2 separate regions of the Homo sapiens genome follow, and region 1 is linked to region 2. A link is a contact called in ENCODE Hi-C data. All regions are on one chromosome and are shown on one strand. The core of a region is the stretch at or near the end of the contact, and the rest is flanking DNA. Distances in the headings are between cores, read along the strand shown.

Region 1 (4,121 bases), core at 811-3,310, 3.4 Mb before region 2:
TATCCATCTTTTTGTTAAATTATGTGGATACATACAAGAGAGACTTTGTCCCATTTTTTTCCTGTTTTTTAATACCTGTAACGATGAGGTTTCTTCACCCCTCCAGTAGAGGGCGCACTCTTGCGAGCGGCTTTTGTAGCCAGTTGCTTCCTGGGTGCTTTACCACCGGTCGATTTGCGGGCAGTCTGCTTTGTACGAGCCATGGTACAGAGACCTCCTTACTTACCTACCAGCATTGAAAAATCAAAAATCACCATATGCAACTACCAAACATACAACTTTTCCTGCCACGATCACCCCCTCCCCAAATCTGGAAATTATGATCAGTATAAAAAATAATGTTCGTATTGTTATATAATTTGAAAGGGTGAAGATTACGTCTACCCAAAATCTCTTCTTGAAACAAACTAGAGTACTAGAAAATTGTTAGCAGTATCAATCACCTCTCAAAATGCCAATTCTGAGCGACAAACGGCAAAACAAAAATACCTCGAACGGCCTTTGATCCAATTTATTTAATTAAAGCAGTAATTAGAAATGTCTGTAAACATTCCATCCACAAACAAGTCAAAAGAAAAAAGGCACAAACCACTGGAAGGTCGAGTCAAATTACAGCAAAAAAAAGGTCTTACTCCCCCCCACTTTGGCTGCCCCCCCTTCGTCTGACTGTTGATGGATTGCTGTAAATATCTGAAAATATTCTTGGTTTTGCATCTTTACAGTTATGTTGACAAAAAGGCGTCTCGAAAAAACAAGAGAGGAACAACAGCTACCACCAGCGAGCATTCTACAAAGCCCCGTCCTCGCGTCCAGTCCTCACAGGCTTCGCAGTGAAATAAAAAGTGCCCCGCACCCAGGCTTTAATTAACGCACGACATCCGCCGACCGGTCCACCCCAAGCACCACATAAACTTTTGGTTTTGCCTCCTTCGGGTCCCTCGGCACAGGGTCCCCCAACCTGCCCGCCTCGCTCCCAGCGCCTCGAGCAGGAACCAACTCGGCTCCCCGACCAGAACAAAATGGAAACAATCGCAAAACGTATCCGATTCCGTTCCAAAGAGACAAAACACCAAATCGCTCGAAAATACCCCTATCCCCTGCCACGTGCCGCCCTCCAAAATGCAAAAGTTTTTTTTGCATTTCAAATGCATCAAGTTTCCGCCTCTCCAAAAAAGGGAAAAAAACGTCCCTCTTTTAAAAATTCTTGCTTTTTTGAAATGGGGAAGAGAGAAACGGGGGAAAAAATATGGTCGGTGACCAGAGAAGAGAGACAAGATGGTGAAGCTTAGCAACAACTGTGGGGAGGCAGCAAAAAGCGAGTTACCCCAGGGTGCGAAGCGGCGGCGATTTCCACCCCTTTCCCGCTCGAAAACTGGGGGCTGGGGCCCGGGGGCGGTAGTTAAGAGGCCCGCGCGGGTCATGGTGAAGGTTTGGGGTCCGGGGAAGGGGCGGCGGGCGGGATTTCACCGAAGAAAGAGGAGCCAGGGGCGCGGGGAGGAGGAGGGAGAGCAGGCTCGGCGCCGCGGCGGTTGCTGCTGTTGGGCTGAGGCGGCGAGAGACGGGGGAGCCGCCGCCGCCAGAGGGAACAGGGAAACTCGCTCCTCACCTCCATTTCTGGGCCAAAAAGTTTGTGGGCTAAGCCGGAGGGGCTATGGGTCCCCTCCCGGCACCGCCAGGGCCCGGCTCGGGGCTGACGGCAAGCGGGGCTCGGTTCCGGGGAAGCGGGCAGACGGGGAAACTTACCCCCCTTCTCCTTCGGCTGGAGCTCGGCGAGCGAGAGGCGGCGCTGGCGTTGGAGAGCGACGGCGGCGCGGCGGCGGCTGCGAACACAATTGAAAGATGGCTGACACCGAGGCTATCCCCCAACACACGCCGCCCCGCCCCCGCGCCGCGCGCCAGCCAATCACACACAATGGAGGGAAGGCTCGGCCCCGCCCCCATAGCTCCTCTCGCGCCCCGCCCCCGCCCTTCCCCCCGCGCGCCCGTTCGCTGGCGCGCGCTCGCCCCTCCCCCGCGCGCCGCCCGCTCCCTCCTCCAGGCCGCCTCGCGCCGTGTGTGTACAAACACAAAAGACACGCTGAGGGGCCGCCGGCTCCCGCCGAGACTGCCGCCCGCACCCGGCCAGCCCCCGCCCCCGGCCCTGCACTCCCATCCCGCTCCGTGTGCGCACGGCGTCGAACCCCCGAAGCCCGGGTTTGGGGCGCCCGGAGGGAAGTGGGGGGAGGGGAAGGCGGGCGGAGGCGCGGCGGGTGAACGCCCGGCCTGCGGGCGTCTCGGGCCGCGGCGGGGAGGGGAGGGAGGGGCTGCCCCCGCGCGGGCCCCGGCGCGCGCCCCCGAGGAGACCCGGGCGGCAGTGGGGGAGGAGGACGCGGTCGGCCGGGTCGCCGCGCCCCATTGGAAAACGCTCCCCAGCAGGAAGCTGGCAAATAGGAATCCAGCGTCCCGCGCCCGCTGTCGGACCTGGCCGCTGCGGCAGCGGGAGGGGCGGACCGACGGCCTCCTTCCCGCCTGCGCGCTCGGCCAAGTGCGGCCGGGTCCTGCGGGACCGGCCCGAGTCCGCCGTAGACAACTTGATCCGCTAAGACTCCTGGGCCGGCCGCCTGCGTGCAGGGCAGCCCCTCGCCGGTGTTGGCCTCCGGGATCAGGGGACGGGGCTCGCTCTCCTCCCGGGCCCGGGCCCCCGACGCAAGATGGCTGTGTCGCGTCGGCCTCTAAACAATGTGTGGAGCGCGCAGCTCCTGCACCAGGGCCTGGTGGCTTGTCCTGCCCGCCCGTGGGGGCCGTGTGATCTGTTTTCGGTAGGATTGCTTTGGAAAGGAATTGCCGAATATAGATAGTCAAATGTCCGCAGCTTCTGCATAGTTTAGAAGAGGCTGAAAACGGCAGAAAGAAGGCAAACGTGGTTTGGGAATTAGTACATATACCTGTTTTCCAATTCTCAGTAGCATAGGAAACGGACTTTTCATGGCCCAAGTTATCCTCACGACTTGTCAGTTGATTGGCTTTGGAACCTCTGAACCGTCCCTAGATGGTATTGACGCTTCACAACTGTGTGTAAAGGTTTTCAATGGAAGGGTCATGCAAATATCCCGTAGGGTAGTGAAGGAGGAAAATTTCATAAATGAAGGGCAGTAATTATTTGTAATCTGAAGATCTCACAAAGCGGCTTAGTGATAAACATTATCCCGAAACAGATACATGGAAATCAGATACGAGGGAAGAAATGGATTTGTCCAAGGTCACTTAAGTGAGGAAGAGACCTAGGAGAAACAAACAGACAAAAATCCAGGCCTCCCGTTTCATTATTATTTCATGAATGTTAAGTGTCCATGGTTGCTGTGCAGAACACATGCAATCTCTAATCCTATCCTAAAAGCACATATGCAATCAGCTTGGACCGAGCTGCCAGCAAAGAATTTCCTATAATTCAAGCCAAGATGAGTTATTTTGCTTGTTTTTTGTTTTGTTTTCAGGAAACCGAAATATTTATTGTTGGATTTATCCAGGAAGGCTGTTCTGCATTAGTTAAATGCATCATATCTTCAAGAAATGTTAAATGACATGGGTAATGTTTTCTTTGTATGCTGGATTTTTCAATAGCTTCTACTTCTTGGCTTTAAAAAATATTTCTAACCAAGGGTCAGACCATTTTAGGTAGAGTAATTATGATCTTAGATGATTTGAACTAACTCAGCTGTCTGTCCATTTGTGAAATGGGAATAATAATATTTATCTCTATGAAGTTAGGCCACAAATTCTTTCTAGTAGGTTCAAGTATTTAAGCACCTGGAGAGGTGACTGGTTACCCTCCTAGTGGCTTCAGGAAGTTTTCTCACTGAATGAATATTTATTGAGTGCCAACTCTGCTCAGCACAATTCAGGGGTGCTGGGAATGCAGCAGTGAATAACACAAGCAGTGTTCCTGCCCTCATGGGGCTTATGATCTCTGGAAGCACTGCTTTGCACAGGGAAGTAGCACCAGGAGGGGGTAAAGAAAGAGGGACTTTGGAGCCCCAAGATTGGCAAAAACTATAGCTAATGAGAGAGGTGAACTGTAGAGTCTAGATAATGGGGAAGGAGAGGTGCCAGAGCAAGAAGGGATTCTCACAGGGCCCTACGGG
Region 2 (4,421 bases), core at 1,292-3,791:
TATTTCCGACATATTGCTGACAACAGTGGATTGGTTATAGCATGTGTTCTACAATAAAATGTACTTTCCAAAAAATACCTAAAGAATATTTTTAAAATAAAAATGTAATACAATACTTGATCAATAAATTCTATTATAAAATGAAAACATTGGGCTGGGCATGGTGGCTCATGCCTGTAATCTCAGCAGTTTGGAAGGCCGAGGTGGGTGGATCGCTTGAGCTCAGGAATTTGAGACTAGCTTGGGCAACATGGTGAGACCCGGTCTCTACAAAAATCAGCCGGGGATGGTAGCCACGCCTGTGGTTCTAGCTACTGGGAAGACTGAGGAGGGAGGATCCCCTGAGTCCAGGAGACGTAGGCTGCAGTGAGCCCTGATCTCCCCATGGCACTCCAGCCTGGGCGACAGGGCAAGATCCTATCTCAAAAAAGGAAAAAGGAAAAAAAAAACAAAAAACAAAAACTTGGAACACCACCTAAGTGAGATGCCAACTTAAAAAAAAAATTAAGTTCCATGCCTTCTACTTAAAAAAAAAAAAACGCGCGGTGGCTCACGCCTGTAATCCCAGCACTTTGGGAGGCCGAGGCGGGCAGATCACAAGGTCAGGAGATCGAGACCATCCTGGCTAACACGGTGACTCTACTAAAAGTACAAAAAAAAAATTAGCCGGGCATGGTGGCGGTCGCCTGTAGTCCCAGCTACTTGGGAGGCTGAGGCAGGAGAACCCAGGAGGCGGAGCTTGCAGTGAGCCGAGATGGCACCACTGCACTCCAGCCTGGGCGACAGAGGGAGACTCCGTCTCAAAAAAAAAAAAAAAAAAAAGCAGCATGTCTTGTCTAAATGTCCTTGGGTAGGTAGTGCAGCAGATAATAAGGAGAAAGCCCAGGCGAAGACCTAAACATGGCAATTAGATTCCAGGAAGTAACTGAGAAAAAATTCTGATAAGGTTCATTTAATTTGAAGGCACTAAAAAATTCTGACAATCGACTTTTCCTAGTATTAGAAAATAATGGTGGCTGTACAGTGTATGAAATGCCTACATTAAGTGCTTCCTTTATGCTATTTATTCATGACAAAGCTGGTTTTGAGGAGCACCACATACTTAATGAATAGAGAATACAGTGTGTACCCAACGAAAAACTGAGCAGGTTTATTTAGGACTCAAAACATTTAACGAGTTATTTCAGAAAATATCATCTTCTACACATCTTCCATATAAATTCCGATAGCCTAATACAGCATCTATGTGCCTACAAATAATATCACACTCAGCACTTGAGGCTGCGAAATCTTCCACAAATACTTCTTTTAATGCGGCCTCCTACTTCCTGGATGAAAATGTCTGAAGTTTTGCGAATCTTTACTTCAGGAAAGAAGAGGGTTTCTGCCCCTGCCCCATCTTCTCCCCTTCTGCGACCCGGCGGTCTTCAGTTTTCGGGAGTTCCTAGGGTGGGATAGAAGAACGACACACCCACCCGCAGGGACAAGGGTGCCTTTAGAGCCACCAATACAACATTCGGATCGAAGCTGTAAGCTAACACACTTCCACAAGAGGACTCCCGCTCCTAACAAGGGACCCCCACCCCGGAAGCCCCGAGTCCCCAGAGGAACCTACCTGAGCGCCGCCCCCGAGCTCTGAGCGCCCACTTCCTGTTTACCACCCAGCCTCTTCCTCCCGTGCCCAGTCCCGTTCGAGGCAGCGGGCGGCGACCGTGCGCACGCGCCAACACTTGAGTTCCCCTCTTTCCAAACAGGCATTTTTGTGGAAAGCCGATACTGTCAACCCGGGAGAGGTGGCCAGACAACGGCCGAACGAACCCCAGTTTAGCTTGTATTATAAGCTCTCCAATGACCAATGGAGATGCGGGGCAAGGGGATTCAGCGGATCTAGCTGTTAATGCCACTGATTTGTGGTGACCAATATGGATTTTCTTTCTGTCGTTTGTTTCAAGGCACTAGAAGGAGACTTTTGGTCCACTGTCCAGGGGTCTATGGAGACTAATGTAAAAGGGGGTGATCCTATTGCTTGAGACTCCGGGGAAGTAGCGGGGGATATTACTGAGAAACACCCATCCTCTGACATACTTACCAAATTTCTCAGAGTCGGTTCAGCAGTTCTTCTAAGGGAAGAAGGGCAATATATCGGAGTCCACAAGCGAGAAAAAGAGGGAGTCGGAGAACCGAGACTACAGAACCAGGGTGACGGAAAACCAGGACGGCGCCAAGCCGGAGTCACGTGACCCGGCGGCCATGATAGCTACCGAGGCGGTAGTGCGCGCAGCTCAGGGGCGGGTATTGCCGCGGCGTTGCAGTCCCCTCAAAACGCTTCGTTCATCATCCCTTTCTAACTTCTCCCTCGGCCTTCCTTTTGAGCTATGGTCTTTTTCCCAGACAGGAAGAGAAGAGTTGCCCCTACCTCCGGAGCCGAGGGAGAATGCCGCAATAGCGATGGCGGCCCTCGGCGCAGTGGGGCGGCCTCAACCTAACCCGGGGCGGGGCCTCGGGGGCGGGGTCTCGGCGGGGCGGTCGCTTTGGAGCCGCAAAGTTTGGCTGTGGCGGCAAATGGGCTTGGGCGGCTCCTCGGCGGGTGGCGGTGGTGGCCGTAGCGGTTCCTCCTGGCCCTGTTAATGTCGGGGCCAGGCCGGGGGAGGATGGCGCCCTAGAACCCGGCCTTGCTGGGGTAGGGGCGGGAGGGGACGGGGTGGGGACCGGCCATGTCGGAGGTGACCCGGAGTCTGCTGCAGCGCTGGGGCGCCAGTTTTAGGAGAGGCGCCGACTTCGACTCTTGGGGCCAGCTGGTGGAGGCGATAGACGAGTATCAGATGTGAGTGACTAACCGCGGGAGCAGGCCAGACCGGCTCCAGTCGTGCGCCTCTCCCTTGTTTCTGTCGGTGTCTCTCATCACCGTATCTGCAGCCAAGGCTTCTCAGGGTGGGGCTCCGCAGGCACTGGGGCTGAGATCCCTCGCCACCAGCCCCAGCGAGGCTGCTCTAGGGACAACGGCTCCGCTCTCTGGGGTGACTCGCCTTCTTCCCTCTCCGCCTCCGCAGGGACAGTTCCATTCAACAGGTAGCCCTTCTTTCCTGGGGCGCAGGCCCCAGCAGGCTATCTGCTTAGTTCCTTTCCACCGTCTCGCGGGTCCCCCACTTGGCAGTCAGTTTCCTTTCCTCCTCCTCTCCCAGGTTGCTTTTCCTCGATTTCCTTTTGAAATTCTCTGAGGAATACTTGTGTGTTCTCCGCCCACGTTCCAAGGATGAGTGGCCTTGCTCTGTGTGTGTCTTCCTTCTTCCATGCGTAGGAAAGGAGGGAACTGTTTGCGATTGAGGGGATGGGGGGGAGCCCAGGAAGCAACGAGGGCCAGGGATACCTCTTCTGCCAAAAGAAGGGTCTCCTCTCGCGCTCCTTCTCCACCCCTCTTTCTGGTGAGCCGTGTTTTCAGAATTCCACCTCGATTTCGTTTCGGTTTCTGGGACTGTTATTTGGTAGGCTGTGAGTCCCACCCACCCCCTCGCTCGGTTGCCTTGGGTGGAGTCCGCGCAGGATGTGAACCGAAGAGAGCAAAATGTGAATTAATGGACCACGCACAGGAGCTCCACGCCCTCCTTGGATCCCTCCTCCTTTTCCTGTATATAATGTATAGCCGCAGGGTACAAGTGAGTACCAGTTTCCTTGAGCAACCTAAGACCAATTTCTTGCCCTTTCTGGTTTCCACAGAAAACTTCAGGGTTGTCTTAAAAAATAAAAGACAAGATTTATATACACATAAAACCTTGCTTAGGTTTTTGCACATTTTACTGAACTTAAGAACTGTCTGCCAAAATGCTATTGTTTGCAAACTCGCCATTAATTATTCTCTGTTTAAAGCAAGTTATTGTTTGAGATTTCACTGAGTATGAAACCACGTATGAGTAGAATACCCCCGGCCTCCCCCACCCCCCATCCGCCCCCGACACACAACGATTTCTGGCAAGAATATACGCTTGGTACTTGGAAGATCTAAACTCTTATCGTCTCCCCGCAATAGTTATTTGTTTTTATCTATTAAGATAATTTAAATGTGTAGGTACTGACTTTGAATCGCCTGTAGCTTCAAAAAGCTCTGACAAAAACCCGTGCTCTGAGCCATTTTGCGATGTGTAACAACTACTAGCATTTGTTTTGCACTTTCACATGATTTCATTTGCTCTTGCAATAACCCAGTGAGAATATAATTATTCTCATTTTACGAAATGAGGAAAACTGAAGCTCAGGTTAAACAGATTACTCAGGTCACAAGCTGATACCACTGAAATCTGGGATTTAAAAAAGAAAATCCAAATCCTGTCTCTACTACAGAGTGCTTAAGATGTACTGAGAGAGTAATTCTGTAAGTGAATTAGACAAATGATAAGATTTTCTTTATTACTGGAGAACACACCCTT

What was found. Hi-C counts contacts between places; a loop is a spot of excess contacts on that map. Pooled maps may share reads with other maps.
Region 1: a loop to region 2 is called in a pooled map, with 30 times the contacts of the local background. The contact joins the promoter of H3-3A-DT here to the promoter of AIDA in region 2. A Hi-C loop is called at or near these places in 1 of 37 single-sample maps with no recorded cell type and 11 of 50 pooled maps.

What each region holds. Positions count from the first base shown.
Region 1 is chr1:226,060,434-226,064,554 of GRCh38, reverse strand. H3-3A-DT (H3-3A divergent transcript) reads left to right here and starts at 2,060. Exons shown (of 2, transcript NR_185887.1): 1 at 2,060-3,565. It overlaps H3-3A (H3.3 histone A), which reads right to left and starts at 1,839. Exons shown (of 4, transcript NM_002107.7): 1 at 1,744-1,839; 2 at 76-226. The coding sequence starts at 203. RefSeq lists an enhancer at 168-237 and silencers at 1,431-1,500, 2,119-2,284, 1,871-2,720.
Region 2 is chr1:222,710,611-222,715,031 of GRCh38, reverse strand. It overlaps AIDA (axin interactor, dorsalization associated), which reads left to right and starts at 2,541. Exons shown (of 10, transcript NM_022831.4): 1 at 2,541-2,824. The coding sequence starts at 2,715. It overlaps BROX (BRO1 domain and CAAX motif containing), which reads right to left and starts at 2,468. Exons shown (of 13, transcript NM_144695.4): 1 at 2,090-2,468. RefSeq lists enhancers at 1,271-1,490, 1,859-2,773 and a silencer at 2,441-2,660.